Regions from separate parts of the Mus musculus genome. Here regions 1, 2 and 3 are each linked to region 4. The links are chromatin loops, found by intact Hi-C in ENCODE. Cell type or tissue: left cerebral cortex. All regions are shown on one strand.

What was found. Peaks named below come from ENCODE experiments on the same cell type or tissue, not always from the same donor. Only the 100,000 strongest peaks of a DNase experiment are listed, where the experiment ranks them.
Region 1: it touches region 4 in a loop (4-fold over the local background); 9 of 42 quality-filtered maps call a loop at or near these places.
Region 2: a loop joins it to region 4, with 9 times the contacts of the local background. A loop is called at or near these places in 10 of 42 quality-filtered maps.
Region 3: a loop joins it to region 4, with 10 times the contacts of the local background. A loop is called at or near these places in 11 of 42 quality-filtered maps.

Annotation. Positions count from the first base shown.
Region 1 is chr14:79,908,303-79,916,302 of GRCm38, reverse strand. The region is part of intron 1 of Gm6999 (a long non-coding RNA gene); the gene reads right to left. Among named protein-coding and RNA genes, the nearest start is that of Gm6999, 21 kb to the right of the region's middle. In left cerebral cortex, a CTCF peak has its summit at 3,476 (motif pointing right); a DNase peak (open chromatin) is centred at 3,463.
Region 2 is chr14:80,209,319-80,217,318 of GRCm38, reverse strand. It overlaps the pseudogene Gm17923. Among named protein-coding and RNA genes, the nearest start is that of Gm31776, 32 kb to the left of the region's middle. In left cerebral cortex, CTCF peaks have their summits at 870 (motif pointing right), 1,169 (motif pointing right) and 4,179 (motif pointing right); DNase peaks (open chromatin) are centred at 872, 1,202, 3,509 and 4,210; H3K27ac peaks cover 237 bases.
Region 3 is chr14:79,734,316-79,742,315 of GRCm38, reverse strand. Mir759 (microRNA 759) reads right to left here and starts at 3,885; the gene lies at 3,788-3,885. In left cerebral cortex, a CTCF peak has its summit at 4,426 (motif pointing right); a DNase peak (open chromatin) is centred at 3,745.
Region 4 is chr14:79,614,439-79,622,438 of GRCm38, reverse strand. Sugt1 (SGT1, suppressor of G2 allele of SKP1 (S. cerevisiae)) reads right to left here. Exons shown (of 13, transcript NM_026474.6): 11 at 2,640-2,730. Among named protein-coding and RNA genes, the nearest start is that of Sugt1, 31 kb to the right of the region's middle. In left cerebral cortex, a CTCF peak has its summit at 4,855 (motif pointing left); DNase peaks (open chromatin) are centred at 1,369 and 4,829; H3K27ac peaks cover 247 bases.

The sequences.
Region 1 (8,000 bases), 290 kb before region 4:
AGGGAGCCAAGTGCTCACTGTGTGAAGTAAATTACCTCTTCCAAAGTGCAAAATGGCTGGGATCCTACCAATTGGGCCCAGGAAAACACTCCCTCAAGGGCAATATGCTCAACCACATGTGATAACATCACGCTATTTTTAAACCATCCTTTCTAGCATGTCTGAGTGTGAGCCCAGGTGAGGAGAAACAGCCAAAGCAAGTCAATCAACTTCACTTTCCCTCTGTTGTGTCAGCTCCTTCCAAGTACTCTTCATTTGTCCTCCAGACAAGTATACTGCATGGAAGCATGCATACGCTCAAATGCACATACACACACACATGCACACACAGGTGCGAGCACACGCGCACACACACATACACACATATGCACACACTCAAACAGAGACATACACACATGCACACACAGAGACACATGTATTCACACATACATACATGCACACACACAAACACAACAAACTTGTGTACATACATATCGCACATGCACACACACATACACACATACACATATACATGCACATACACATGCACACACAGAGACACATATATTCACACATACATACATGCACACACACAAACACAACAAACTTGTGTACATACATATCGCACATGCGCACACACATACACACATACACATATACATGCACATACACATGTGCACACACAACACACTTATGCACACACACAACACACTTGTGCACATACACATGTACATGCACACACACATGCACATGTGCAAAAACACATACATACACATATACACACATGCATACACAAAGACACACAGAGATCACCTTGCCCTGCACCTTGATCTCCACCCTTTTTCCATTCACATCCACTTCCCTCTCTCATAATCCTATCCAGACTCTACCCTGCCCCCGGATCTTCCTCTCAACATCCATTAATATCCCTCCTCTTCTCTGAATGTCTTCCTTCTACTTGCCTGCCCTGAAATGAGTCTTGATAGGCAAAGAGGTCTGGCCTTTCTGTCCTCTTTATTTAATAGGACGAAAAAAAACTCATCAGAAACAAAACAGGATCCCTTCTTAATGCACAGTTTAAGCCTTCCAAAGTCTTGATGGAAATTTGGCACGCATATGGCGTGTGAAGCTTGCATCTCTGCATTATAAATCTGACATCAACTCACAGATACAATGATGCTGGCCTTCTGCCTTTTTAAAAGGAGAGAACATGTTTGCAGTCATTATTGACATTACTGTCTAACGAGAAAAAGGAAGACTCTAATTATGACTAGACAAATCATGAGTGAGGTTCATTTCATTGCAGTCCTGGGAAAACAATTGCTGGGAAAAATAAATGAAGCCAAGGGGTGAATAAAAGAGAAATGTCTTCAATTTGCTAAGTGTCCTCAATCGCTCCTGCAACCCAGCCATCTTGGATCATGAATTTCTTAGTCATTCATTTTCCTGCAACTCTCCCTGCCCGGGCGGGCACCTCTTAGATTGCTTTCAACCTTGAGTTCTGTACTCTATGTCTCAGCCTTCCCTGCTACCATTTCAAATCTGTACTCTTGGGAGCTTTACCCTAATATCACTTGGGTGAATTCCCATTCTCCAGGGAGGAGATCTGAATATTTGGAAGGATTTAGGGGAAAAGAGACTTGTAAAAGACATAATCAATGGGTGCTTTCCTGACCTCCAGAAGAGCAAAGAAAAGATGAAAAAGGTGACAGTGACATGGAAGAGATATTTAATCTGAGGCCTACCTCAATTCACCCTGTCAATGCTTTAGTTGATGAACCATAAGCATAGCAATATGAAGAACTGCCCCCACCGGGAGACCCCAATATGCCCAACTTCCTGGCAATCTGCACCCTCTTGGGCACCATCAGAATATTCTGAGGTCTTTGTGCCAACTAGCACCTGCTGTTTATTTACTTACGCATGCACCCCAGGTCTAACTATCTACATAATCCCATCTGAGGCACTTTGAAACCCTTCACTGAAAATCCAAATGACAGGTACGATTCTCTCTAACCACTGGTTTGGGGGGCAAAGATGGAGGATGACATGGTCCAGTATGAATTTGGATTTTCTATCTCTTCCCAGTTCCTGCATGCTGGCCTCTCTCTGGCTAAAGGAAGGTTTGAAGATTGATAGTGGAGCACATCAATGTGCTGTCCCAGTTGCCCGTTGCCATGGATAATTAGCCATTGGTTGTTTATTTACATAGGTTCCATTTGCCTAGGGACCAATAAGTTTATTTATTCCAATAAGCCCTATACACCTGCATAAACAGGAAGAGAAAATGCATGACTTTTTTACTGGAACAGACAGGACTCTTTTATTAATAAACATACATGTGACAGTAGTAGATTATAATCAATATTGGACTTGGTGTTTTAGAACTGTCTTCAATTTGCAAAATAATAAAACCTTATTAATTTGAAGCTCTAAGGACCAGAAAATCTCAACAGCTTAACTCACTTTAGAGCATCTCATATTTTTGCCCAATAAAGAGTGGGACATCAGGCAGCTGAGGAAAAGCAGTTGCATCCAATCAAGCATGATTTTGGATAACCAATATTGATTTAATGAGGTTTTAGTCTATATCAGCATTTCAGCCACACTGTTATAGCTGAACAACCTTCCAAGGTCAAGCCCAGAGGTTTACCCCTTACCTGAGGTGGAAAATAATGAAATCTATTTTCCCCTGGGGGGAGAAAAAAAACCTATAAATCACATTTTCCACACCTCATGTGACTGCCTTAAACAGCCCACCTCTGCAGCATATCTACCTGTCACTCCTTCAGCTGCCTCAAGGAGACTCCACCAGGCTCTAGGGAGGGGAGCAGCAGGAAGAAAATGACAACCTGGGCATCAGACTGACAGTCTGAACATGGGCTGTGCTGCAGAGAGACTTGGAGTTTAGGGAAAGACTCTCTCAATATTTCAGGGTGTTGCTTTTTTTTCCCCCTCAAGAAAAATGAGCCTGAACCATGAGAGTCAGTCAACCTAAAAATGGGAGCAGACTCAGAAGACAAAGATCCTGCTTACGGGAGTGTGGAGTGTGTTCTTTCTTTTCCTAGAGTCACAACCGCGCGCTACAACCCCACCATTTTGAATGTCTGTGTGTACCCCTCTCCTGCAGTTAATGCAGACATGTAACATGATGCCAATTGGTAGTCTTATCACACAGACTCTAAACCATCCACAGAACTCAGGGTCCTTATCAGAACAGAATTCACAGGTCTCCCTATGGAATGTAGGTTGTTGCTGAAACCTGATATGCAATTAAGTCTCTGTGCCCTAAGAAAAAAGAGGAGGATTTTGGGCTTCTGTCAAGCCTCCTCCACAATGGATTGAGACCTTGAAGAGACATATAGGGAATAAGCGTCTTGCCCAGGGAAAAGCAGACGAACAGAGTTAATGCTTTGTGATATTGTAGGATTTGCATGTTTGGGGATTTCAAGATGAAAAGCTTTCTTTGACAGATGTGCAATATCCAGTGGCCACTAGAGGGTGCCGCAGGGATGATGCCAAGAGACACCCTGTGTAGGTGATACTGGGAGCTGTTAAATTGGGTCTGGGCAAAATTGGCACATATGACGACCATGTGTGCATTTTTAATTGTCCTAAATAATCTACTTTTCTAGCACATCTTATACATATGGGAAGCATCATGGAAGACAGTCACTTCTGAACCTTGGGCCCTGGGATGACTCTGGCACACCATCAGTCATCCGTAGGTGATTTCTTTTCTTGATACGCCTTTGTTATTCCCTCTGACAAAGCCTTAATTCCCATTCAGCTCATTTCGATGCACCATCCTTGTATGCACTGAGCATCTACTATGGGCTTGGGATAGACCACACAGCGGGAGAAGGACACAGGTCCCAATCTCAAGGGAATTACCACCCAGTGCTCCTTCTGTACTCTTTCACTCAGTGGGGACAGAGAAGCAACATTTGGGAAGCTATTTGGGGAGCACCTTATTCATGCTAAGGGGTCTAGAATGAAAGATTTGAAGTCGAAAGTTTCAATCCAGCTTTGAGTTTCTAAATGATCTGAAAGCTTTAAAAAGTCTTTATTAGCAGTGCAATAAAAACGTCAAGATGATATTTTTACCTAACAGATCTCCAAGGTTGTTCTTAAAGACAGTACTTAGTCTTGGCAAAGGCTCACATGAAATTAACAATATTATCCCTTGCTGACAGGAAGGTAGTTTGGCAAAACTCACTGAGGCTTATTTGGCATACATATCAAACACACGGAAAATGATGTATCACCTTTGACCCAATAATGGTTCTAATCCAAGCTCAAAGTGATAGAAGCCCAATCTAATATGATGATGGGGAGATAAAGAAGACAGCCCCAAGACATGTCCGTTCCAGGCAGGTAGACATTTGTGCTACTGTCAATCGACATAGAAGCTATTACCAGCAACACTGGAGGGTGGGGAGGAGGAGAAAGAGTTGAATGTGGTCCTATGGGCTCTTGGCTGAGCAACTAGGTCTATGCAGATGCATTTAAATTAAAGCAATTAGAGAAGAAAGAGGAATAAATTGCAAGAGGGCAATTAAAGTTAACTGTTGGACATTAGGGAATATGGAACGCTGGGGAAAATGTCTGCAGGACACTAATGAAAAAGCCTAACTAGATATGAAGATGGCTGGAGATGGAATGTGGGGAACACTTGTGATGTTTCTTAAGGAAACTGAGTTTTCAAAGTGGAAGTCATGTTATAAAACCTAAGTGATGAAGGCAAGTAAGAAAGTTGGAATAGCAGGTAGGGCAGGTACTGGCTTGAAAGAGGCCAGAATCAAGGGAATGATTCATGTCTGTTCAGGTTTTGGGGCAGAAGTGATCAGAGCAGATCAAGCTAAATGAAAGTACCCAGTAGAAAAGGAGAAGGAGAAAGGGGAATAGAAGCAGGGGTAGGGTTGTCACTTTAAATACACACACAGACATACATAGACACAGACACAGAGAGACACACAGACACACACACAGAGACACACAGGGACACACACACATGTGCACATGCATGTATACATGGAGAAAGAGAAGGAGAGAGAGAGAGAGAGAGAGAGAGAGAGAGAGAGAGAGAGAGAGAGAGAGAGAGCATGCAGGTACATTTGAGCCCGAGATAAGTTGAGTAAATGCTCTACCAGAAGTATACCCTTCATGCAGGACTTGAGATACACCTACACTACTGCTTGTTTGCTGTCTATCTGAAATTCTAAGTTCACTAAATTAATGTCCTGTGTTTTTCAAGCAGCCTTGGGTATTGAGAGGACAGAGGGACAAGGGAAGAAGAAAGCAGGCAGAGAGGATGCAGAGTTACCTCTGCTGTGAGAAAGGGAGAGGAAACAAAGGAACAGGGAAGAGAAACCTAATGTGAAGAGCTCTGAGGCTGTTCCTTCTCCTGCCTTAAACATGGAGGCCACGTCATACAGAAAGCGGTTATGTCAAAGGTCAACCCGAGGATCTGGCAAAAGCAGGTAAACTTTTGCCATATCAATGAGCGGTGGACAGGACGGCAACCAGCTCTGGAAACCATCTACCTGTACCAGGTAGGACTAGAGAGACTGAGAGAGTCAGGGCCTCATAGACTACACCTTCTGGCTGGCATTTCATTCTTACCAAATCATGGGAAGCTCTGTGTGTGTGTGTGTGTGTGTGTGTGTGTGTGTGTGTGTGTGTGTGTGTATGTATGTGTGTGTGTGTATATGTGTGTGTGTGTATATATGTGTGTGTGTGTGTGTATGTGTGTGTGTGTATGTGTGTGTGTGTATGTGTGTGTGTGTATGTGTGTGTATGTGTGTGTGTGTGTATGTGTGTGTGTATGTGTGTGTATGTGTGTGTATGTGTGTGTGTGTGTATGTGTGTGTGTGTATGTGTATGTGTGTGTGTGTATGTGTGTATGTGTGTGTGAGAGAGAGAGAGAGAGAGAGAGAGAGAGAGAGAGACAAAAGGGGAAGGAGTGGGAGGGAGAAGACAAACTGAGTGAAGTGACTTCTCTAAAAACAAACTTAGAGAAGCGATTTTTTTTTTTGAAGGAGGTAAACGACAGAGCTTCACAGTGATTCCCTGGTGTCTGACATAAACAAATGAGCCAGCAAAGAATGGTGACAAAAGAAGACAAAAAGAGGCTAAAGCTGAGAAAAAGGGACCCTGAGAACCACAGGGGACACAGAGACAGCATGGGTCCCCGTTACCTAGCTATTCTTTGAGCATCTCAGTACAAGCATTTCACATTCAATCTGAACTCTACAACAAGCTTCGGGAAGGATGTTATTATCCCTGTGTGACAGGATAATATTTGGAATTATTCATTGATTTTCTGTTTTGCACTGGGTAGCTTGCTTTTTTTTCACTTAGTCACCACTCCCAATTCAAGCAGCTCGACAAGTCAATACTCATCACATTAGGGGGCAGATGAAACGGGCAGAAAGGAGAGAGAGAAAAAAAAAATAGAGGTGAGGCTCCAGTATTATATTCCAAAATTTTGATGTTCTTATAAAACTCAAAAAGACCTTGGGCAGAGGTTAAATGTTTGTGTGAAATTCAAGAGCACACGTTTCCCTGGAGACTGGGGAAAAAAATCTGTCTGGTTAGGGAGAGGGAAGATACAGAGAAGAATGACACAATAGATGCTGTTGTGCCCAAGAGAAGACATCATATGCCTATTGACAAGCAGAGCCCAGGGAAGCACGAGGCTTCCAGAGAGAAACAGACAATGAGTCAAGACAATGGTACCCTAGCAGCAGGAAAGAACTGCATGCCCCATTATCACCATAAAACAACAAAAGTATTGCAGAAGCTTCACAAAAGAATGAAAAGAGAACCAGGGAACACGACCAAGCTATGTGGCCAGGAGCAAGGGGTATATACCTTAGATGTACAGGGGGTGAGCAGGTGGCCAAGACCTAGATGGGACCAAGGGTGACTGCGCTAGATTTGGGTGGACAGGTGGTCACAGGGAGAAGATCTGCTTTTCAGTACTTTGACACTGGCAATGACAAGCAGAGGTGAAAGGCTCTCTAGTTGGCTATAAAGCGATGACATCTCAATAGAGCAGTGTTATAAAAACGTAGAAAGTCCAGTTGCTAGAAATGTTCAAAAGCTATATATTTGTTCAAATTCGTTATAAACTGGACATTTGTTCAAATTAATTAATAAGCTAGCGGGGGGGGGCGCTTAGGAGGTAGTTCGGTTGGTGACATGCTCCCCAGACCTCGTGGATTGTGGGAGAGAGGTAGTTACTGTCACAGAGAAGCCTACAAGGCTCCAATGAACAGTTCTGAACCCATGGTCGCACAGATGATCCTGGTTAAACTCAGTGGGTCACATAAAAAAGAAAAATACTAGAGGATTGTGCACTTATAGGGAAGTGGGGAAGAGGTAGACTGGAGGGTAGATCAGAGGCAGGACTGAGATGGGATAAGAGGAGACATTATATACCTGTATGAAATTGTCTAAGAAAACACTTAACAAAAATTTGTAATTACAGAGGACAGCTCACAGGTTCAAAACACTTGCTGCTCTTACAGAAGACCTGGATGCTGTTCCCAGTACCCTCGTGGTGGCTCAAAACCATCTATAAATCCAGTTCCAGGAAACCCAATGCTCTCTTCTTTTCTCCTCAAGTATCTGGCATGTACCGATATGCATACATATATACAAGCAAACGCTTGCATACATTATATTAAAAATAACTAAATTTTTTAAATTATACTTTAAAAAATTAAGCTAGGTGGCCAGACAGATATCTCAATAGTAATGAGTGAAGAGGATTCCTGGGGCTCCAACCTAGCCTGCTTCATGAATTTTACATCAATGAGGGGTCGTGTCTCAAAAGAAAGATAAATGATATCTGAAAAACACCAAAGTGCCCCCCCTCTCTCACACACACATACACACACACTCAATACATCAATAAAAAAAATGAACTGAGATCGAAGCCTACTACCTACATTTTATAAGTACAAAAATCGGTGCTAGAAGTGTTACTGAGTCTTCCCCATGAAGACAGGGAC
Region 2 (8,000 bases), 590 kb before region 4:
TTGCTCAGCTGCAACGATAAATATTCAGAAATTACCTTAAACTTGAGGCAGATTTATCCTCTCTGTAAAGGGATGGGGAGTGGGAAGGAACTACGATTGAACTCAATTTATAAAGAGCAGAGCAGCAGTCACTAACATTTTACCCTCAGATAAGGAGACTGACAGAACAGGCTCTGCTTCCCTCATCAAGAGTGCATCATCAGGAGCTGACTCTAAAGGGGGTTTGTGTTAAAACTAGACCCAGAGGAGTTACCGTAGGCAAAGGAGCAGCAAAGGCAGACATCGACTCCCATCAACGTTACCCTTGGGCTTCCTGTCATCGTCTGAAGAGATCTCCCTCAACACCTACCTATTAGACATTTGAAGTCCCAAACGGCCAGGCACTGAATTGGTGTAAGGCCTCCTGGCATGAAAATTGATTAAATGTTTGTGACATCTAGTAGAGAGCTGAGTGTTCTCCCCAATGGTAGGTGGGACCCAGTCCGTCCAGAAGAAAGGGGCATAAAAGCTGTTCACTGTCCCCACACTAGAATATCATGTAATGTCACTTTTCCTAGAATTCTGACAAAATAAAAGAGGCCACGATTTCATAAGAGTTTGAATTGAGGCCCTCAGAATCAGCTCCTAAAATCTCTGAGACTTCAGGTACCTCTTGCTTGCTGTTGGTTTGGGCTGCACTCATTCCTTTGTGTAAAACACGTTACACTGAGATGGCCACTAGCAGAAAGCTTCGGCCATTAGCCAAAGCATCCAACCACTAATAAGGAATCCAGTTGCCTCTCTACTTCCAAACCTGTGCCCTATCACCCAGTTCTTCTTATTGCTTCTGCACAGCTGAGACCAACACAACTTTCCCACCAGGTGGCGCCTGATCCACTGGCATTTATAGCAGAATAGCAGTGTAGCAGCGCAGAATAAACAAAAGTTGACCTTGCTGGGGGATGGGAGAGGGAGCACAAGACCTTGCTGTGGCCAGCCTCAGCTTTCAGCTGCCAGAAGGTGACCTGGCCACAGAGGCTCAGAATCAAGTCTTGGGTGACTAGTGGGGCCAGAGAGATGTCGGAAGGGTTATTCTTTCACACTGACACCTTATGCTTTGTCATTTTGTCCAGTAGCATAGTCCGGAACCCCACAGCTCTCCTCCACCAATGTCAGATAATCCTCAGAGGCTCTCACTGGCCAATGGCACTGTGCTACCACTAGGTGACACTGGCTGGCTGCAGCTTGAATTGGTCTTGAGACTAGAGGGCACTGTTCTCGAGCCTGTTGATGCCCAGGTCTCTGTCCGAGGTGCTGACCAGCTCCAACAAGTTGGAAAATGCTCCACCCTTCAAGACAGCAAGGTAACTCAGACTTCCAGTGTCCTGGGCCTTTCTAACAAGGTCGATCACCTCTTCGGGGACACTTGGGGGATGTCGGAGAAAATGATAATCACTTCAAGAGCACTGACAAGCAGCATGTTCACGATGACCTTGTGGGTGTCAATCCAGGGCCCATGTCCAGGCTTGTAGATAGACTGGTGCTTGAAGATGGGGCTGCCAGAGCACAGGGAGAGCCAGAAAGTATGGCAGACTTCGAGCGGGATGTGTGCAACAAGGGTGATCACCTTTGTTCCTGGAATCCTCGTCAGAATTTATCATCACCCGGATCTAGCGGCAGCGATGACTCTGGTGCATGATCAGTCAATTCCACTTCAGTCAAGGTACCCTGATAAGGACTGGGCTGTGGTCATTGTCATCTAGCACAAACAATCAGGGGGCTGAGGTAGAAGAAGGAAGCTAGCAACCTCTGACCTGGACTGCCAACTCCAGGCTGTCGGCAGCCTGGCTAGGCAGTTCCAGCTCATGTAGCTGAACCAGATTGACAATGGGTGTGTCCTTGTGCCTCTACAGCTCCATGCAGAAGGGACTGTGATGCTTGGCTAGGCACATGTTCTGTGGCTCATTAGCACCCACACCCTCATCATAGGCACCTAGAAGGGTATGCTTGTGCCTACAGAGTTCTCTCCATCAGATTTTGAGCCCAGAGAATGTCAGTGGAAGGGTCGTTTACATTCCTTACCCCTCCTTGTATAAGAGCTCATTACATGGAAGGCCAGTGTACATTATGGGGCCTGACTGCACAGACACTCCAGGTTCAGGTCTGTGTCCCAGTCACCCACCCTCTGTCCTTTCATACCTAGAGCAGAGAGTTGAACTGCTTCACCAGGTGGGACTGACTGGATGTTCTGTGCTGAGATCAAGCTGAACATGGTCCTCTAGATCGCCAATGGCTGTGCCAGGATCTTCCTCCTCCTCCTCCCAGGAGAAAATCAACAATTTTGATGCAAAACTCAAAGCTCAAGTCACAGAACCAACACAAATACAAGTCTAACTCCTTGCAGTGGAAAAATTCAAAACTCAAACAAACAGCGCGCACACACACACAATTTTGCTCCAAAAAAAAAAAAAAAAAAAAAAAAAAAAATCCTAGATTCTGTGCTCAGACTTCTCGTCCTTTCAAAGCCCAGAAGACACTTGCCCTGCTAAGCACACTAAATGCTCTGCTGACATAATCACTTTCCTCACCCCAGTCTTTACCTCTGTAGAACTCCACTGAGTAGGTAGGAGGGAGTATAGAGGAAAAGTAGAAAAGTGGATACCTTCTTGGGCCAGTCCTCTGCATCTCTGGGTCTTTGAGTCACATAAAGACCTGGAGAAATGAACAATGCCCAAGGTTGTTGTACAGGAGTCATTAAAATCTCTTTATAAGTTTTCACATACCGGTACATCTGATTTGCTTTTGTAATGTGTGCATTTCGCGCATTGATCATAATACTATGGAATCCACGAGCTGTTTACTCTCTACTAAGGAACTCTCTTCCTTGGAGGCATAGCTACCCCTGGCTTTTACCACTTAAGATAAGTATATTACAATGTACAACTTCCCACCCCGTTATCGTCCATGTTGGAATGGCATTTCTTGTTTTGGAGACTCCTGTAATAACGACTTCTCTAGAGTGAGGCAATGTCTAATCAGAAGAGAACGATCTTCCAGAGTAATCATATCTGAATAGTCTTTCTATTGCGAAGGAACCACTAATGAAAACAAAACAAAACAAAACAATCTATACCCCTCCATCCTCTTTTATGTCAGTAATTACTTATATGTGAGGAATCAATGTCAGAGAAGTTTGTCAGCCTTGAACAACTGCAAGGGATACTTAAGGGTAAAAAAGAGATTTAAGGAAGTATACTGCAGTCAGTCTTGTTAGAAAATTGTTGCCTCCCAATTATTTTTTAAAAGCCCCTGGCTAAAGAAAACCACGGGTGGCCTGGTTGGCTGAAGGCTAAAGACACATTAAACCATCTGTCTAAAGGATAATAAATAGTCTCGTGTTAAGTTTCTTTATGTGTGAAGCGCTCTAAATGCTAAACAGTCCCACGCGTTAATGATGGCATTGTTCTTCGTGCCTAGGAGACATCATCACGGCAGAGTGCTCTTTTAACTAGTCATCTTGACTCACTGAGCAGACTGAGTTACTCATATGCACAAGCTTTTCTTGGCTCCTCCGTGATCTGTAGAATTGATTTCTTCAAGGACGTGTCAGAAAAAAATGACTAATTTTTTTTTTCCTTTCAGTCTTGGATAGGCATTGGCATTTATTTTTGCACTAGGACATGAGAATGTGATTCTGAGACCAGGCCACCTCTGATGAGATCATTAAATCTTTAGGTGTCCATGCTTAGTGACATATTTTGGCAATGACTTTTCATGCTAATTACCAATAACTGGTATCAGAGAAAGACCACAAGAGACTTGAGTTGGTTTGGGAAGGGTAGTCTGAAGTTTCAGGACAAAACAAACAAACAAACAAAAAAACAAAAAACACTCATTTGATCTTTTTGAGACTTTTAATCTTGCCTGATGAGGCAACCTTTGGAAAAACAAACAGCTATACCTCAGTACCGGTGACTGCAGATTCTTCTTGAGCAAGTATTTTCAATGGTATACAAAAGAGTTGCCTTTGTTAGAACTAAATACCACAGAAAGCCCCTGGTTATTTGGGCTCTGGGTCTCAGAGAGAATAGGGCAATCTTGACCTTCCCCTCAGGATCTTTATTCTTATATATTTATCAGCTGAAAACTGAAAGTGCTTCAGTGGACTCTCAAGTCCTTGCTGCCACATGCATTAGCCAGGAGAGGGACCCATTTAACCACGTTCGAAATCCTTTCCCTTCTTTCTCTCACACAACCTCTGCCAGGCTCAGTCTCTATCAGTTCTCAGCATTGGTGTTACCATGCATGTTCAGAAAAGCCATTTAGGATACAGAAAAATGAAGAATACTCTTAAGATTTCATCCACATAGCATCAAAAGATCCAGATGAAGTATGCAAAAGGCAAGTAATCAAACCTATTACTTCCACAACGCTATACATCTGGATGTTTATGTTTGGAAACATCCAGCAATGGTGTTTAAATGCCTGATTGCGTTTTCGCCCATCTTTCCTCCAGCTGTTTGGCATCAACGAGGCCGTCGCTGGAAAGGAATATGCTTTGCTGTTAGGGATTCGTTATTAGTATTATCATTGTTTTGTAGTAAACAACTACCTTATTAAAATGCTGCTTTATGAATGAAGGGCAGCTGGAGATTTGGAAAAGAGGCATTTTCTGAGGCAAAAAAGAAAATCAGTTCTATGCCAATAGAATGACAAGCTGAATAATATAAAAACTGTGTGCTCTGTTCTCCCTAGGGACTAAGACATCAGGAAGCTGTGTTTACAGCCCTGAGCTGTGATATTCTCATGTTCTATTCTGTTGGTGCTGTTAGATGAAAATCTCTGTTAATATTAAAAGCACTGTGGCAGAAATTTGCTTTAAGTTGCTTGTGTTCTCTTTCCTAGCATATTGCCAAAGTATAGGTCTATAAAATACATTTTGATTTCTGCTGGAGTAAAATATAAAGCAAAACCAACAGCATGGTCAAGGGTAATATTGCAGTCAGAAGAGGTAGACATGAAGCAGCAGCCTGGTTTTAAAGCAGGAGAATTTGATGAACAACCTATACATTTACTCCTAAACCCAAAACACCAAACATACTGTTGGTCACCAATATGTCAAGTAGTCACATCTATAACATGCAATTTATCCTTCGGTAATTTTAATAATACAGGTTTTATTTTGCTGAGCACATAAATACCAATATCTCCCATTATACACAGAATACATTGTAGGTACACTAAGGTAATTTTCATTGGAAACACATTTAAAAAAAAGTTAGCTTTCTAATTTCTAGTACCACCTTGCTATTTTCGTAATTCTTCATTCCTGTTACATAAAATTAGTAACATACATTTGGAAAAACTTAGGCCACAGGAAATTCCCACACATGTGTTAAAGTCTGCATCAGCTTTGCAGGACTCTGCACCAATACCTGTGTAGGCCAGGGACAGTTTCAGTGCCATTTAGAACAAAGCACATAGTGTCCTATCCTGAGACACATTTTCATTTCTCAACTGAAAAAACACTCCAGAGCCGAAGGGGCAAAAATCAGTTCTGTCTTTGTTGCTGTCTTTGAGCAGTAAGTTCTAAAAGTTGAAGCTATTAAACCTGATTGAAAGAAACAAATCAACCTTTCAGCTTTCCAAGATAAACCTTTTTGAAAAATCATACCTTGAAAAAAACTAAAGTAAGCATTTAGCAGAAGGAGCCTCCCAAATAAAGAAAGTGCCTTGCATTACCTCACAAGAAGGCACAATAGCTCATATTCATGCTACCTACCCCACTGCATAGATAACTTCTTATCAAATCATGGCTGTGTAGTTATTTATACGAAAAGGTATAAGCAAATTGATGATGTTCTGGGGAAAAAAATCACTTAGGGAAAACACTTCATCCCAAAGTCACCCAAAATAACATCTAAACACATAGTATAGAAACAAATGACATTTTATCAACCATTTACGTACTTTACCCTAAGAAAAATCACAGACAACCACTAGAGAATATCAACACTAATCACAAGCCACCCTTAGCATAAAATGAGCACTTAAATTATGAAATAGTCACATAAAAACAACATTTTTCATCATGTTAATAAAGATTTTATCAAAAGCATGTGATCTTCAGCTGCTACATAAAACTGGCAATTATACACTGCTGACTTTATTAATATCTCTGCATGAAGGAAATTAAGTCAATAAAAAACTCCTTTTACTGTTTTGGTTCATCTATGCCTCAAATCCAAGCGAGCTGGGGAAGCTGACTTCAGGTTTGAATCTCTTGTCTAAAGAATCAAGCGTTGGATGTTCACTGGGCCGAGAAGGGACCTTTTCTGCAATGAGAAAAGCAAGAAGAAAATAAAACAACAAAGACTGAGAAGGAATGCCCCCTTGTGCTTACTTTAATTGGTTTCTGTTTTTCTTGTAACCTGGTCCTCTAGTTCTGCTCTGCATAAAGCATGTGTGTATCCACGCCAAAGAGAGCAACCATTTCCAGAGCCTTTATCTACAGCTATTCAATTACATGTGTGATACAATAAACTGCACAGCCTCATGGGAAAAAAAAACACTAACTTTGGCATCAGAGTTTAGAGATACCACAAGTGCCAAACGGCACAGTTGTGTCAAGTCCAAATGAGAACCAAGCAGAAAAGACTATAGTCAACTGGAATTGCCAGGCATGGAGTTAACCTAGATGGAAGTTGAAAAAGATGCAGACACAGCCTTTGTAGAAGGATTGGATAGGTCAGTTGGTTGGAAAGTGTGGCTCAAGGAAAGTAGTACACTGGACAAGTGTGAATGTGGGATCTAGAAGAGAAGAACCTAATGGTGAATTTTAAATGTCAGTGGATATAAGGCAGCAATGAGAAAGCACTGAGGTCTGGTGAAAGAGTTTGCTGCCATGTTTCTAGACAACTGATGTCTATGATTGACTTCTCAGAATACTGATGAAATCCCAAATGATGATCAGACAATATTTAAAGTTGTGAGCCAAGATCCAGCTCCATGACTATCTCAGCGGAGACATCTTTCAGGTGAATTATGCAGGTGGTATTTGTGTGGCCTAAACTTCTTTCTGCCCCAAAACTTCCTGCCAAGACAAACTAAATAGAGACTGAAAGCAAGAGCAAAGTCAGTTAAGATGCCTTGGACCTAGGTATGAGATGTTAATGGCTTGAACGATGAGTAGCAAGATGTATCAGGTGGGAATTTAAGGAGCATTACAGTGAAGGAATCAGCGGGATGTCATGGCAAACAAGCCCTAGGCATGGGGAAATGAAACAGACAAATTATTCTACAGGCTTACGGGAGAATCATGTATCTTTGGGATTTCAATTTTCTAAGGAAAGCTGCATCCGTTCCCCAGTAGGATTCCCAAGCCTTCTTCTGATGCTCACTAGGTAAATGGCCAAAGACAGAAATCCTCAGTGATATCTGCACAGAATGCCTAGCCTAACAGATTCCATGGAATCTGGAGAAAAGGAAGATGAGAACAAAAAGTTCAGTCACACTGTGAGATCTTGAAACAACCTTGTCCTTCATTGTAGGCACTTGTACATTATGCTATGATTTATTAATTGAAAAGCATATATCTTACTCCTATTATGAATCAGAGTATGAACTATGACCTTATCAAATGTATCACACAGAGACTAGCTCAATGACTTCCATAGGAAAGGTACTCATTAATATTTGTGAAATATGAGTGAACGTTTCATAACAGCATGCTATTTCTATGCAATAGCACCTACCATCATGTGAACTCAAAACTACAAAACCGGCTTAGGATTCATAAGGTTGATATCTGGAAATGAGTATAATATGAGACCTCTATAATAAGTACAACTTACTAAATAATATTGGCCCAGCCAGCTATAATAAAACTGGCTTCTTGGGTGAAGTTTAACACTTAGCAAGAAATATCAGACATTAATAGTTTTTGCTGAATCAACATCCAAATCTGAGACTGCCTATCTCTTCTCCAAGCTAATTCATGAAAGAAGAGCATGACAGACAGG
Region 3 (8,000 bases), 120 kb before region 4:
TAAATACTCATTGCAATGAGTCACTGAGAGTCTGGTTCAAGGCCTCTGGCTTCTGTGACATCATCAATACTGGATTCTCACCAGGCTTCCTCTTGGTTATCCTGTTGTTGCCCTGTGTCATGGAGATCCTGCAGCTTTGGATCAGTAGGACTAGCCCTTTCTGTTTCACAAGTCCTAACTGTTCACAGATTATGTAAATTTGGGGTGGGCTAACTTAGAGCCCTGGGTGGTAGCTGAGCTGGTCAGCCACAGGCTGTCTCTTATCTGCACCACTGGGATGAGTTTTCAAGCACTGCTCTGGCTAGGCCACCCAATGAATGCTGCTGCCATCAATCAGAGGCAGGGTCAACTCTCCTGCATCCCATGCCCTCAAAGCTGACTCCCCGCACCCACGCCTCCCGAGCCAGCTCTGCTGTAAGCCCATCTATCTTAGTTATGGGTTTTATTGCTGTGAAGAGACACCATGACCAAGGCAACTCAAATAAAGGAAAACGCTTAATTGGGGCTGGCTTAGAGTTTCAGGAGTTCAGTCCATTATCATCATGGCAGGAGCATGGCAGCTTGCAAGCATAGTGCCGGAGGAACTGAGAGTTCTACATCTTGATCTGAAGGGAGCCACGAAAAGACTATCTTCCACATTGGGGACTCAAAGCCCACCAACACAGTGGCACACTTCCTCCAACAAGACCACACCTCCTAATAGTGCCACTTCCTATGGCCAAGTATTCAAATGCATGTGTCTACGGGGAACAAACCTATTCTAAGCCACCACACCATCCCTGCTGGTAACTGAGCTATCCCTATACATAGAACCCTTCAAGAGCAGAACCCAGCTCACACTGCTCTGGAATACATAGGTTGAGTGGCAACCTGTTGGGACGGTGAGGGGAGACATCCACTCAGATGTTCTGAGCCCCACCAGTTTGAAGTAGATTAGTCCCAATCACTTGTGAGCTGTAGGACGACAGTCATAAAGAATTGAGGATTTCTGAACTGGGTGACAATTCAACACCCGTCTTAGCTTTTATGAGCATCCATGCCACCTGGCCAGATCTGTCAAAATGAAGAGGAAGAAAGGCTTACGTGTTCAAGAGAAATGAAAGGCATAGAGGGGGAAAGGAAGAAAATTGCCAGGCAGATCTGTGAAGCCGTGCGGGTCTCGCCCTTCGGCTTTCTCCTTTCTTTGCCCTTGCTCAATTCCACTGGGTTTACTGACATCCTGGCATTAACTAAATTATGATTCAAAATCCGTTCAAGCAGAAGAACTCATGGCTTATCTGTAAAATTTGAAAAAGCAAAATTTAATTTCTTTTTTTTTTTTTTAAGCTGCAATGTTATAAATGCAACCAAGGAACTATTGGTGTGGGCTCAGTGACTGGAGCGAGCAAATGCATGGCTTTAATAGTCACTCTCAGAACCCTGGAGGTGGGCCTCCGGCAGTACCCAACAGGCTGTCCCATGATCTTTTCAAAGCTCCACACTAATGAGCTGCCAGCATCCACACAAACAGCCCTGTAAGAGGAGAACAGTATAAATGTGCAAAGCAAAAGAATGAGGTTTGAGGAGAGGTGCTAAGTTTTCCCAATGGCACAGTAAAGCCATAGGAGGGCCACAACCTCTGAGCCACCTCTACGTGACCCCATAATCTAAGATTACCCTCTTAAATGAACCCCTGCCACACAACCCACTCTTAAATCTAACATGCCAAGGGCAAGCACAGAAGCAGAAATGTCACCAATAGAGATAGACTTTAGCTAGACCACATACAACGTCCTTGTGCATATATCTAAGGTCACCCTATTTTTTCTGCATGGTTCATGAACAAAAGGGGTTTTGTGGTTTGGTTTGGTTTGGTTTGGTTTGGTTTGGTTTGGTTTTGGTTTTTATGTGCTTTGCTGTTTAACTCGCATGCATGTCTGTATGAAGGTGTCAGATCCCCTGTAACAGACAGTTGTTAGCTGCTTTAAGGGTACTGGAAATGGAACCTAGATTCTCTAGAGGAGCAGCCAGAGCACATAACCACTGAGCCATCTCTCCATCCCGTGAACAAAATTAAAAAAAAAAAAAAAAAAAAAAAAAACAGCCATCTCCAGAAAGCTGTCTTCCTAATGAACTGAGTGGCACACTATTCCACATGGATGTGGGGCCCAAGGAGTTATTTCTGTTTGCTGTTCTTAGTTTAACACAGGATGTAAATCTAATTGGAACGGTTGTGATTCACATCTGGAATTTTCCAATGAATAACCCATTGCCTAATTGGCCCCTTGAGTTAACAAACGGTTGCTATTTGGTGACTGGGTTGTTTTTTTTTAATCTGGAACAACATTTTGTTGCATTTAGTTCAACATTCTTTTTAAATTTAATTTAATTTAATTTTAATTATTATTGCTGTTATTTTTGCACACAGAACAATGCTAGATATCAAAGGAAGGAATAAGAGAGGGATGGGGAATAAAGATAAAGGAGGTAAAGACTGGGAATGTAGTTCAGTTGAGAAGAACATTTTGCCCCAACTTTGCTCCCTAGCACGTCATAAATTAGACCTGTAACTCCAGGACTCGAGATGTGGAAAAGGCAGCTCTGGGTCATCCTCACCTACATAGAGTTCTGGGTTAGCCTGAGATACATGAAGTCTTTAAAAAAAAATCCCAAGAGATAAATAATATACTGTTTTCTACATAATAATATAATTAATATTATTTATAATAACATAAATAACATACAGTTTTCTGTCTCCAGAAACATGAGTGCTGTTTGTATGAATAAGAAATGAAATTGGACATGGAGCCAAAAATATCAGAATTAGAAGGAAAAGACAATGAATGCTATAGCAGGGGTCAGCCAGAGGCAAGAGAATAATTACACAGATTTACGAAGGAGCATTTGAAGGAGTGCAGATCATAAAGACAGAATAAAGTGCGGAGGTGAAGGAGAGATGGGCATTCCAGGTGGGCGGAGCAGCACATTAAAGACAGATTCAAGCAGACAGGCTAAGGAGGATGAAGTTAGAAGTGTAGACTGGGGTCAGATGGTGAGCAGCTTTGAACGTGGCTCTGCAGGCATTGGGGAGCTACCAAAGGCTTTGTAGTGAGAGAATGGAGTGCTCCCCTGCCAGCCCCAAATACCTGAGATACTTCTAAAAGAGAGTCGAACTGCTTTCCTATTTAAATCACTGCATTTGGGAAATAGATCACTTAGCCCTAATTTAGCACAAGAATGCCCTCATTTTACAAAGGAACCGGAAGCTTAGAGAAGACTTAGCCAGCATGCTCTATCAATCCGTAGCAGAACCAAGACCAGTCAAGAGAATCATGCCTGAGCATTCCCCCTGCCCCAAAAGGTGTGATGATGTAGTTGATGATGGTGGTGGTAGTGATTTGAGGGCAGTGGAGGCAATTATTTTGGGCAAGATGCCTTGTCATTCGTATCCCTCCTCCTCTGTACATTTTCCATTTTTAATGGAACATGAAACAGATTATCCACGTAATCACTTTAACCAATTATCTGTAGTTGATGAACTTCCCTGCAACTTAATTAGCAAAGTTGTTTCCCAGAGTAACAGTAGCACAGCATCATCTAAAAGTCACTTCAGAAAGATGGAACAATTCATTAACAATTACTAATGTCTGCAGGGTTGAAGGATGTACAGTGTTCATTTGGAGAACGAGGAAACCACACGTAATGGCTTTCTCCGTCCTGGTTTGTCGCGCTTTGTGTCCACGAGATGACTCACGTTGCCAAAGCCCGAGTTTAATTAGCATGCTTAGTCTGTGCTGCTACCTCCATTGGAACAAATTAAATGTTTAAACAGCCAGTGCAAACATTTAGATCTGAGTCAAAATTGTTTGCACTCTGCCAGTTTAGGCATTTAATTTATTATAATCCTGCCCATAATACATGCCTTGAAAGTCATTTTTTTGTGTGTGTGCTGAAAAATACCGTTCATATTCCAGCTGATGATATTGAATCTGATACTATCAGAATCTGATGTGAGAACTAATTTGGACCACAGACGAGGGTGATAAATGAGATAATGAACGGATCCTCCTCTGTCCTGACTTCCCCAATTGACCAGGTGATAACAAAGACAGGTGCCACCCCAGGGCCTGCCTTCTGCCCTGAGCATCTCTGCTGCAGCTGAGACTGGCTGCAGCCTGAAGAAACAGGAACCTTGCAAGGCTTTGAGCCGTTTCGTCTTAAAGAGCCCTCATGGAACCTGACCTCTTCTTCCCCGCAAATATTTTTTTTTCAGAATATAGAAATGTGCTGGCTTTCCGCAATTCCCCCTAAAGTTAAAGTGCACTGGTAAGAAAAAACTATAACAAAAGATCCATTGAAATAACACCAGATACAGTGGGAGAGGTTTCAGGCTGGCGGCCTAAGAGAGTGAGGAAGACAGTCCAGAAAAATGACCCTCTGGGGTCCCAGGTGACCACAAGGTGGCAGTGAAGGTCTACTGCGCCTGCCTATTGGCACCCCCCCCCAACCTCCACCCCCAAACCTGACTTCTATAATACCATGACCCTGGGTAACCTACCTCCTCCTCCCCAACTCACTTGAAAACACAGACATCTACTAATCCTAAGTAAGAGACAGTGGTGTGTTTGTGTGTGTGTCTGTGTGTGTGTGTGTGTGTGTGTGTCTGTGTGTGTGTGTGTGTGTGTGTGTGTGTGTGTGTGTGTGTGTGTGTGTCAGTCCACAACTGAATGTCAGAGGACAGCTTTGTAGAAGTCAGTTCTCTCCTTCCACCTAAGTGGGTTGTGGAGACGTAACTCCAAGTCGAGAGATTTACATGGCAAGTATCTTTACCTACTGAGCCATTTGGACAGTCCACTTTCACATTTTAATAAAGATTCCTTCTTGTTTTGTCACAAATATCTTGGAAACTGGAAAATGGGTGGAGCTACCTCAACAGCTCCTGCTCAAAGAAAATGTGTTGAGACAAAGAGAAAGATGTTAAGGACTGTGGTTATGCAAACACACTAGATCTCCCCTTCCTTAGTGATAGAAAGCAGTGGGGCTGCTTCCTCCTGTCCCAGACATCTCGTGCAGTGATCTTTCCAGACACAGAAGAGTAGATCCAAGCCACCTAGTCGGGAAGAGAATGAGATTCCGTTAATCGGCAAATGTTTTGTCAAAATATACCAGGCAAGGTCACTGGAAACTGATTGTTCTGTTTTGGGGAACTAATCAAGGGTCCTTCAAGACTGAAAATCTGGCTCTCTCAGCCTCCATTCCCTGCTTGGAGACCATTCAAGGTCTTCCCCTGAAACATTCCAGGCTGTTGGTATCTGAAGCCCAGTCGGATTCCATAGTGAAGCTCTATCTACCCCCAAGCCTGGCTGGTGGGGGAAGGGAAGAAATCCTGCCAATGTGCTATTTCTCAAAGCAATCAACCGTGAGCAGTACGGCTTTATTTTTTTATTTTTTTTTTTTCCAGACAGTGCTGTAGTTGAGACCCAGGAGAGGGTTTTCTGTGAAAGCCCGGTCTAGGAGGTGAGTATTCAGAATCTTATTTAGCCGAATGCTAACCGAGAGGACGAACTAAGAAATAAAAGATAAAAATCCTTTCCCAGGTAACATCTGTACTGAGGATTTTTTTTTTTTAATGCTTGAGGTTTGTGATTAGACTGTTTCAAACCACACTTTAGAAAGTTAGTTACAAGTAGCATCATGACTGAGAATTCACGATGAGCCGGACAGTAAGTTGCATGCTTGTAGCGACTCTTACTACAACCTTAATAAGGAAAAAAACCTGGCATTCTCCCCTCTGTGTGTAGATGCCCAAGCTGAGGTTTAGAGGGAAAGCTGGGTAGGTAGACTAGCCGGACTGCTAAGTACAACAGTCAGCTGAGAGACCCACCTGATGGAGGAAGATGCCCGAAGTCACATGTAAACAGCCACACTCACAGCTCCTCAAGGCAGTTTGTCTTAACTCCAAATCTCTGTTTAGTTTTTTTAGCAACCATTGAAGATGAGCTTTTTCTTAGCTGGGATGTATGGAATTAAATGTGTTTAATACTAATAAAATAAGACCAACTTACTAAAGTTCTTTATGGTAGACAAGACACTAGCAATCAGCTCTGTTTCTGTGCAGTTAGCAGTTAGCAGAAGGTGGCTGCTGGTCCTAGGCTCTGCTTCAAATTCATCAAGGAGATTCCACGCTTTTGGAGGTAGGGAGCCTACCTGTTAGCCTCAGCCACCATTTATGAGCCTTCCCTTTGTCTTAATACTCAGGACACACAGAGAATGGTCTAGTGTTCATTTCTGATGCTCACCTTGAGCAGTCCCCAAGGAAATGCTTAATTCTGAGGCCGAACTTGGAGACTATTATACACACACACACACATTCCTGGCCAAGATGTGACTTCATAGTCATCTAATCAGAAGAGAGAGCATAACTAAAAATCAATGAACTCAAGAAACAACAACCGTGGCTAACTTGGTGAACCCTTACGAGAGTATAAAGAGGTTGGTCTATGACGGTTCATTTTACAGGTCAGAGGATAAGGGGAGCGTCTTAACAAATCTGCACAGCTAGACAGAACAGAGCTCTGATTGGGGTCTACTATGCTGGGTTTACTTGTCAAATCTCCACTCTCTCTCCCTCACTTTAGCTGGTAGGAGAAATTAGGGCAGGAACCTTGTTGTCTTCTGAAAAGCGGTTCAGTCAATTAACTTAGTTTTTCATTGCTGCTGTTTGAACGAGGATCTCACTATGTGACCCTAGCTGACTTAGAACCTCATGTATCCTACCCTGGCCTCACACTTGTAGCCATGCCCCTGCCTCTCTACGTGCTAGAATTATAAGCATGTACCACTACCATCTTAGACCTTAAATGAAGTTTAGATCTTAATGTGCCCCCAAGGTCCTCCTTGTTCATCACATTGGAACTATTGAGAGGTGGTAAAACTTTTAGGAGACAATCCACACAGTAGGCATTTGGTCATTGGAAGCAAGCTCTTGAAGGGGACTGTGAGACCTCTGTCCCTTTGTCTTCTTGGGCATGAGAAGAGCAGCTCCTTCCATAATATGCTGCCTTGCCCAAAGCAGTAGTAGTACCAATTGAACTGGAACCTTAAGAACTGTGAGTCAAAATAAGCTTGGTCACAGGCATTTTGTTACAGTGATGGAACACTGACTAACACTGTTGTAATAGGAGCATCCTCAGTGTATCAGTTACTTTTTGATTGCTGGACTAAAACACCGTGACCAAGGCAGTGTATAGAAGGAGAGATTTATTTGGGGCTTACAGTTTCAGAGGGATAGGAGTCCATCACCATCACGATAGATGCACAGCAGCAGACAGGCAGGCAGGCAGGCATGGCACTGGAACAGCAACAGCTGGTAACTCACATCTTGGTGCACAAGCAGGAGGCAGAAAGCACACCAGGAATGAATGGCCAGAACTCTTTTGAAACTTCAAGTCTACCTCCAGCAACATATCTCCTCAGACAAGGCCATACCTCCAAATCCTTCCCAAAGAGTTCCACCAACTGGGAACCGTGTTCAAACATATGCATCTGTAGGGGCCATTCTCATTCAAACCACCACACTAGACTAACCACTAAAATAAGAGTTACCATTGAGTCTGATGTGTATATGTAGAGTATTCATGCCTGTGTGTTCATGTGGGGGGCATATACGAATGGGTATATGTACACGTGTGCAACCAACCATGTGTGGGCAACCATGTGTGATACCTAGTGCCTTCATCAATAGCTCTCCACATTATTAATTGAGGAAGGGTCTTTCACTTGAACCCACAACTTAATGTTTCAGCTAGTCTAGCTAGCCAGCTTTCTCTGGGGATCTCCTGTCTCTGCCTCCTGTGTTCTGGGATCACAAGTAGAATACCTCATCTACCCTTCATTTACAAGAGTGCTAGAGATCTGAAAATTAGGGATAGGAAACCAGTGCATTGTAGAGCAGCTGATGAGCTGACAGCCACGGCTGTCCTGGTCACTTTGCTGGAATTCTGTACCCACTGGGAACTTCT
Region 4 (8,000 bases):
AAAAAAAAAAAAAAGCTGGGCTGGTGGTAACACACACTTTTAATCCCAGCACTCAGAAGGCAGAGGCAGAGGCAGTCAGATTTCTGAGTTCAAGGCCAGTCTGGTCTACACAGTTCCAGAATAGCCAGGGTTATACAGAGAAACCATGTCTCAAAAACAAACAAACAAACAAACAAACAAACACCAAAATAATTAAAAATTATAATATAATATAATATTTAAATTACATTTATGTATTTACTGGGGATGGTCCTCGGTATCAAATTTATGTCATCAGCAACAAGAACCTTCACCTTCTGGGCCATCTCACCAGGCCCTTAATGTATTTTTTAAACCTACCATACAAGAAAGAACAGTGTTTCAACATGAAGTCTCCTAGAAAATACTAAAATACATTATGATCCATATATATGTGTGTGTGTGTGTGTGTGTGTGTGTGTGTGTGTGTGTGTGTATAAAATTGGGTATGCATTTCACATCTTAATACACACTACTTCAAGTGGTAAACAGCCAGCAGCTACTAAAAGAGACAGTATAGTTTACAGTACTAGAGAGAGAGAGAGAGAGAGAGAGAGAAAGGAAGGAAGGAAGGAAGGAAGGAAGAAAAAGTAGGGAGGGAGGGAGGGAGGGAAGGCAGGCAGGCAGGCAGGCAGGCAGGCAGGCAGGCAGGCAGACTCCAGGTTCCCCTGTCACACTGGAACACAGTAACACTAAATGCTCCTTCTCCAATAATTCTACATCCCTTTTCTAAAAATAGTTGAGAAACTACTAAATAAACATTTATTCTGTTTTCCTGTGCCTTTTTACCTATAAATAAACCAACTTTTTCTTTATCCAGTCTTCATCAAAGTAAATTCCAGGAAGACCTGGTGCAGTTTCATCCAGAGTGCACTTATTGCTTTAAACATCCTAAATGTCACTTCCCTCTATTGGAAACGCTATCTTTGTACATTTTACTGGTAGCCAAGGAAAACAAAAACCCTAAGACATTGTTAAGGAGCTGGGAACATGGATTTAATTAATTCTAATGCTGACTCCCAGGAAGAATGGGAATGAAATTTTAATCTCTACTCTACAGATAAGAAAGCCGGCCTAGATAGGTTAAGTGCCTTGCCCTTATCTACAGTTTCCAGCTTGCAATACACAGGATCTGACAAGCATATTAATTCTTCGAGAAACACACAGGACAGGAGGGAGTGCATCTTGAATTTCTAAAAGATTCAGTTTAGAAAAACTGCCCACACACACACACACACACACACACACACACACATACACACACACACACTCCCTTGATATTTAATCTCAGAACGACTTGAATCACTGGAGACGGTAGGTGAAGTACTGAGAGCAATCTACATCTCTGCCCACTCACTCTACCACTCAACTGTGACTGCAGAGATCATCTCCACTGATGGAGAATGAGCCCCACAGGACACAGCAAGAGTTACCAGAACCACACCCATTTTGCCCTGAATTTTAGTACTCCACAAATCCACTAAGTGATCTGAACAGGTAAGATACCTGGGCCGCCTACTCTTATGAGCACTGTATTTATTACACAGCTGTTCACTATATAAACCTCAGCCTCCACAGATCCACTAAGTGATCCAAACAGGTAAATACCTGGGCCGCCTATTATATGAGCACTGTACTTATTACACAGCTGTTCACTATCTAAACCTCAGCCCCAAACCTCTGAGAGTCATTCCCAAGGGATGGCCATAAAATATTTACCCTTTAAAATATCAACTAGAAATCATCTTTGCTGTCTCCCCTGGTTTTCCTAACTTTGCTACAAATTATTAAAATTCTATCACTATGTAAAGAAACACATATTTTTGCAACTTTTGTACATTCATGAAATTCTGACACACACACATACATACAGGACCTGTTAATAACTCACTTTCTAAAAATTGTCACAAGCACATGTGTTTTCTACTATATTAGGGGCAAAAATCTGAAAGTAGCTGAGACACAATGTTGGCTTGTTTCAGCCATCAAATCAGAGTATTAAACAACAAAAAGAAATTTCTCCCTATTCAGTAATGAGGCAATTACACTAAGATACAATCTTAGGTTGCAGTTCTAAGAAGGTCCTGCAGGTTAATTATTCCACTAGTAAAAAGATGCCTATCTGCTGATAACACATGCGCAGAACGGACTTCTGCACATAAAGGGCTATAGGATCAACTCTAGCTGTTTCCTCTTCTACGTGCTCCTTTCCTGATCTGTGTCCATCTCTGTCTTAGTAAGAAATAGTCCTAATGCACTACTCTGTGAACTCCTGAGATTCTAGGAGATCAGAGATGGAAAAATCAGTTGGAAAAGCAGAGAGGAATAAAGAAGAGACAGGGAAGGGTGCATCAGTAATGCAAACTGTCTCACCATGGGCGAGAGCGGAACACCAGGCAGCACAGACATTTGCTGGCTTGAGTCATAAGCTGACAGAGCGGACAGTCCCAACTCCTCTGGGCCTGGCCACGACGTGTCTGTATTCAAATGTTGGACATCAGAATGACTTTATTATATCCAAAGCATCTTTACTTCATAAACGAAGCAGTAGGGAGAGTGCTCATTACTATTTGATTTCAGCTACACAATGACCGTGAACTTCAGGAGGCCAGGGTACAAACCTGCTGTGAACTGTTTCGGTGTGGGCTCATCTCCTTGTCCCTCTAGCTTTTCCCATCTCACCGCCTCTGGCTTTTTCATTTTAATTTCAATCTGAAAGAAACAGCAAAAAAAAAAAAAAAAAAAAAAAACCCATTACTCAACCTAAGATACATAAAACAGCAAAAATGCAATTTTCATAACTAATCAAAGTTTTTAAGAATTAAGTGTCTTTGATAGTTTGCCTACATTATACAAAGTTAGATCTGAAGAATTATAAAAATTTTACTCTTATTAAAAAGATCCTTGTTTCACCTGAAGAGCACCATATACTAGCACTTACATTTATTGAAAGCCACTGTAACCTGGGCATTTGTGCACTTTGAACAAAGAGGCCTTTATCTCTTAGCACAAGCTGATCCAACTTGAAGTTCTACTTAATCCACTCACTAAGACAGTAGCATGCACACCATAAACCATGAAAGGCAACCTCGTAGAAGTTCAAAAGATGGGGAGAAGTATGAATTCCTTTTTATTCTTAATTTTCAATTCATACATGCTCTTAAAATTTAAATTTAAATTTAAGTCTTGAGGACTCTGGTAGATACTTCTAGAATTATCTGCCCAGTTTCAGAAATGTTTTCATTGTAACCATCAATAAGCAAACTTATTTGTGTTTAAGTGAAACTTCCTTAAGTGTTTGAGAAGATGGCTCAGTTGGTAAAGAGCTTGCCCCGCAGGCCTAAGGACCGGGTTCAGACCCTCAGTACCCATGTACAAAGCTGGGCACGGAAGCTTGCAACCCCAAAGCGAAGAAGATAGAGATGGGGTGGGTTGGGGTGCGAGCAAGGGGATCCCTCAGGTTTGCCGGCCAATCACTGAGCTCCAGGTTCAGGGAGAGACCAGGTCTCAAAAAGGGAAATGGGGAAGACACCAGATGTTGACCTGCCTTCACACACGTTCACTCACATGCGTATGCATGCATCCCCCAACACACAATTATCTTAAAACTTTGGTAATTTAAATATTACTCTCAAGTACACAGAAAATGCTTTTAAGAGATGATCATATATCAGAGAAGTAGCTATAAGCCATCTGTAAGAACCAGTTTTGTGCTGGCTCACCAGTTCTCAGTATTATAATACCACCAGCCCACCTCTGAGGACTCTGTGTGTAAGAGAATTCATTCATTTCTCTCAGAGGACAATTGCTCCAGCACTACTCCTAAGCAGCCATGGTATCCATTCCCTTCTCTGAGCAAGAGCCACAGACTGGTGGGAGAAGGGTTTCCTCAGGACCTGAGGCTCTCTGGCAGCTCTTCAGGATGAAACCTTCTGAGCATTCTAAGCAGTCAAATTCCTTGGCTGTTAGAGCAGTATCTCAGGAACCTGTGAGCGGACTCAGGAATCTACCCTTATTCAACCATGTGCAGGTCAGAGGGCAATTTACAGGAAGCTGGTTTTCCCTCACCTCTTCTAACTGCTTAATTCTAATATTTACTGCAGGTTGAGATTGAGTCAGGGCAACATTTCCTGTACAAGGCCAAGCTATCAACATATTCTTCCCTCCCACTGTATGTCTGATTGACCACCAAAATCCTATGTCATATGACTCTGCTTGAAGACTGCAAACAACATTCCAATGTACAACATACACACTGGAAAAGAGCTGGTTATTCAGTGGAACATATACTAAAATGCCAACGGTGACTATGGCATGAGTTCTGCTCAAAAGATCTGGATGTTTAAAGGGAAGCATGCTAAAATGTCATCTGTGGTAGCAGGGATTGCCTTCTCTGCTTTTTTTAGAGCCCATATAAAACTCTGAATTATGAGGGTAAGTAGCACTGTGTGCTTAGTGCTTTACATATGCCAGCGCACTTTACAGAACCATGGAAGATTATTGTCTACATTTTATTTATTTGCATGTATGAGTGTACCTGCATGTGTGTGAATTCGTGTACAAAGATATCAGATGTGACCCTCATTCATTCACCTTCTATCCTGAGATGGGGTCTCTCACTGAACGTAGAGTACAACATTTTAGCTAGTCTGACAAGCCACCTTGCTCTAAGGATCTCCTGTGCTTATCTCCTGGATGCTGAGAAGCACGAACAGCCACCACACCCACCTGATTTCATGCAGGTTCTAGAAATCTGGGTCCTCAGTGTAGCAAGCTCTTTACCCACTGAATCCCATCTTCCTAGCACTACTGCATATAACACTGCCTCCCTCTGCTGTTTGAAAAAGGAAATGATCAAAGATTTCACCATTTAGTTCCCTAAAGAAACATAATTACAAAAAAAAAAAATTTCAATTTGTTTTTGAAAAACACAGCAGTTTATGATTACATATGGAAGATATGTTGACCCGAGGGTCAGAACACTGGTCTCCTATCTGTAGGTCTCTCGACCCTGTATCCAGCTGTGCAGCTGAATCCAGGAACCACCAAAGCTTTGGCAACAGTAACACCACCACAAGCTAATTCTAAGCCAAATGTGTAAGGAGCCCTGGCATTTGGGCAGCCCTAGCCAATACCGCACTGAACAGCATCACGGCAGCCTTAGCCTGAACACACAGCATGCACTCTCTGCCCTGTGCGTGCTCTCTCAACACGCTACCATGCTGCAACATTAACTGAATGCTGCCTGAAACCCCTTGGCTGGGATTCAAAAACTGGTGTATGTTAATAAACTGCAGTCATTTTGCTGGACACACCTTTTGTGATCTTTAAAAAAAAAAGTCAAAACCAAAAGCGTGGCTTAATTACAGAAAACTAAGACTTTACTATATTCCTCCTGCCAAACCTTGGCATAGGAGTATCAAACTATTCTATCCTGGGATTTTATTGTGAAATTGCTAACATGAATTTCATAAACATGAATAAATCATTCAATGAATTCTGGCTTGGGATTAGGACAGAATTTCCAACAGTTTCTGAAATGGCCCTAGAAGTGCTTGTCATTTTCTACTATGTTTATGTGAACTGATGGTTACAAAAACAAAGGTCAAACAACACTTAAAAAATCTCCTTGATGCTCTATGCACCAAGTAACAACCAAGTTTAATTCTTTGTGCAAAAACCAAAGATCACCTATCTTAGCTTTTCTTTCATTTTTAGTAAATGGCAAGGTTCTACATATAACCGAATAATCATTTAAAAATAAATTCTTTAAAATTTCTTTAAAATTTATTATTACTGAACACTTGAGTTATATTATATATCTATATATTCCCAGGGCCACATAAAATGTTCTCAAGCAAAATGGTTATAAAAGCCCTGCTTTAGACACAACCTTAGAATCTTAAATTCCATTCAGAACAAAGAAAAACCTAAGAAGCATCGCTCTTGTATCCTGGGCCAGCACAAACAACTAACAGAGATCCCCCTGCCTGAGGGTTGGAACAGGTATGTGCCACGTTATTATTTACTACAGTGTAAACTTTGAGACCGTTTTCTTCCTTGAGCCTTTAATCCCAGGACTCAGGAATCAGAAGCAAGCTGATTTCTGGGAGTTTGAGACCAGCCTGTTCTATGGAGGTAGTTTGGGGACAGCAAGCTCTACACAGAGAAATCCTGTCTCAAAAATAAAACAAACAAAACCCAAAACATTCACTCTATCAATTCCAATTCAGGTTCCTCCACAAGCATCGCTGAGCACTGTGTATATAGGGGGAGAACTACCAAATCTAGCAGATAAAAATAGTATGAGTATATTTATGCCAAAGTTATTCAGTTGCCAGGTATGATGGCACACACCTTTAATCCCAGCACTTGGGAGGCAGAGGCAGGCGGATTTCTGAGTTCGAGGCCAGCCTGGTCTATAAAGTGAATTCCAGGACAGCCAGGACTACACAGAGAAACCCTGTCTCAAAAAAACAAAACAAAACAAAACAAAAAACAAAAACAAAACAAAAAAACCTAAAATAAAATAATAAATTCATAACCTGAAATACAAACTGCATTTATATGCCAAACATTATGTGAAATACAAATTCTTAAGTCATTCATCATCTCCTCACAGAAATCAATTCTTTTTTTTTTTTTTTTTTTTTTTAATTAATTTATTTATTTATTATATGTAAGTACACTGTAGCTGTCTTCAGACACTCCAGAAGAGGGCATCAGATCATGTTACAGATGGTTGTGAGCCACCATGTGGTTGCTGGGATTTGAACTTCGGACCTTCGGAAGAGCAGTCGGGTGCTCTTACCCACTGAGCCATCTCACCAGCCCCAGAAATCAATTCTTAATAAATGACTTCAAATGGACATGCAGTAGGGCTCTCTTGGGCTGGGAAGATGCCCAAGTGGTAAGCTTGCACAGGGTCCCAGGTTCAGTACCTAGCAACAGGAGGCAGGAGGCGGATGTAGGTGGAGTTCACAGATGGACAATAAGAAAGGACAATATCTAAATTTTGGCATTCAAAAGGCCGAGGCAGGAGAATGGACAGCTTGAGGGGAGCCTTTGACTTAGAAACCAAAACAACTTAAAAACACCCAACAAAAACCACACCATTCCTCACCTGCCTCTCTTATCTCTCCAGTTTTGGGGCCTACTGCTCAAAATTCTATCATTAAATAAATTTAACTCTATGTGAATAGTGCAGCAACTGAAAATGGTCAATCCCTTGTGGTGGTTTAAATATGCTTGGCCCAGGGAGTGGTACTATCAGGAGGCATATATGGCCTCGTTGAAGGAAGTGTGTCACTATGGAGTTGGGCTTTGAGAGACCCTCCTCCTAGCTGCCTGGTTCTTCTCTCCTGTTTGCCTTTGGAACAAGGTGTAGAACTCTCAGATCCTCAAATCTACCTGGACTCTGCCAGCCTTGATGACAATGGACTGAACCTCAGAACCTGTAAGCCAGCCCCAATTAAATGTTGTCCTTTATAAGGCTTGCCTTGGTTATGGTGCCTGCTCACAGCAGTAAAGCCCTAACTGAGAAAGAAGTTGGTACCAGGGACTGGGCATTGCTGTGATAGGCCTGACCATGTTTTTGTTTGGAAGAATGTGGATTTTGGGACCTTGGATTTGGAAAGCCATGGAATGATTTTAGTTGGGTTTGATGGGCCATCCTAGTAGGAATATGGAAGACAGTGCTGCTGAGGGTGACTTGAACTGTATAGGCCTACTGGCTCAAGGGGTTTCAGAAGAGAAGAGTTTTAGTATGTGGCCTACAGACTGCTCTTGTAATATTTTGATAAAGAATGTGGCTGCTTTTTGGCTTTGTTCAAAGAGTCTGCCTGAGGCTAAGGTAAAGAGATTTAGATTAATTGCTTTGACAAAGAAAGTGTCAAAACGGTCTGGTATAGATTCTGCTGTGCGGTTACTAAAGTTCACTCTTAGGAAGAGACTTTTGATGACTAGGAGTGAGCTTCCGAAGG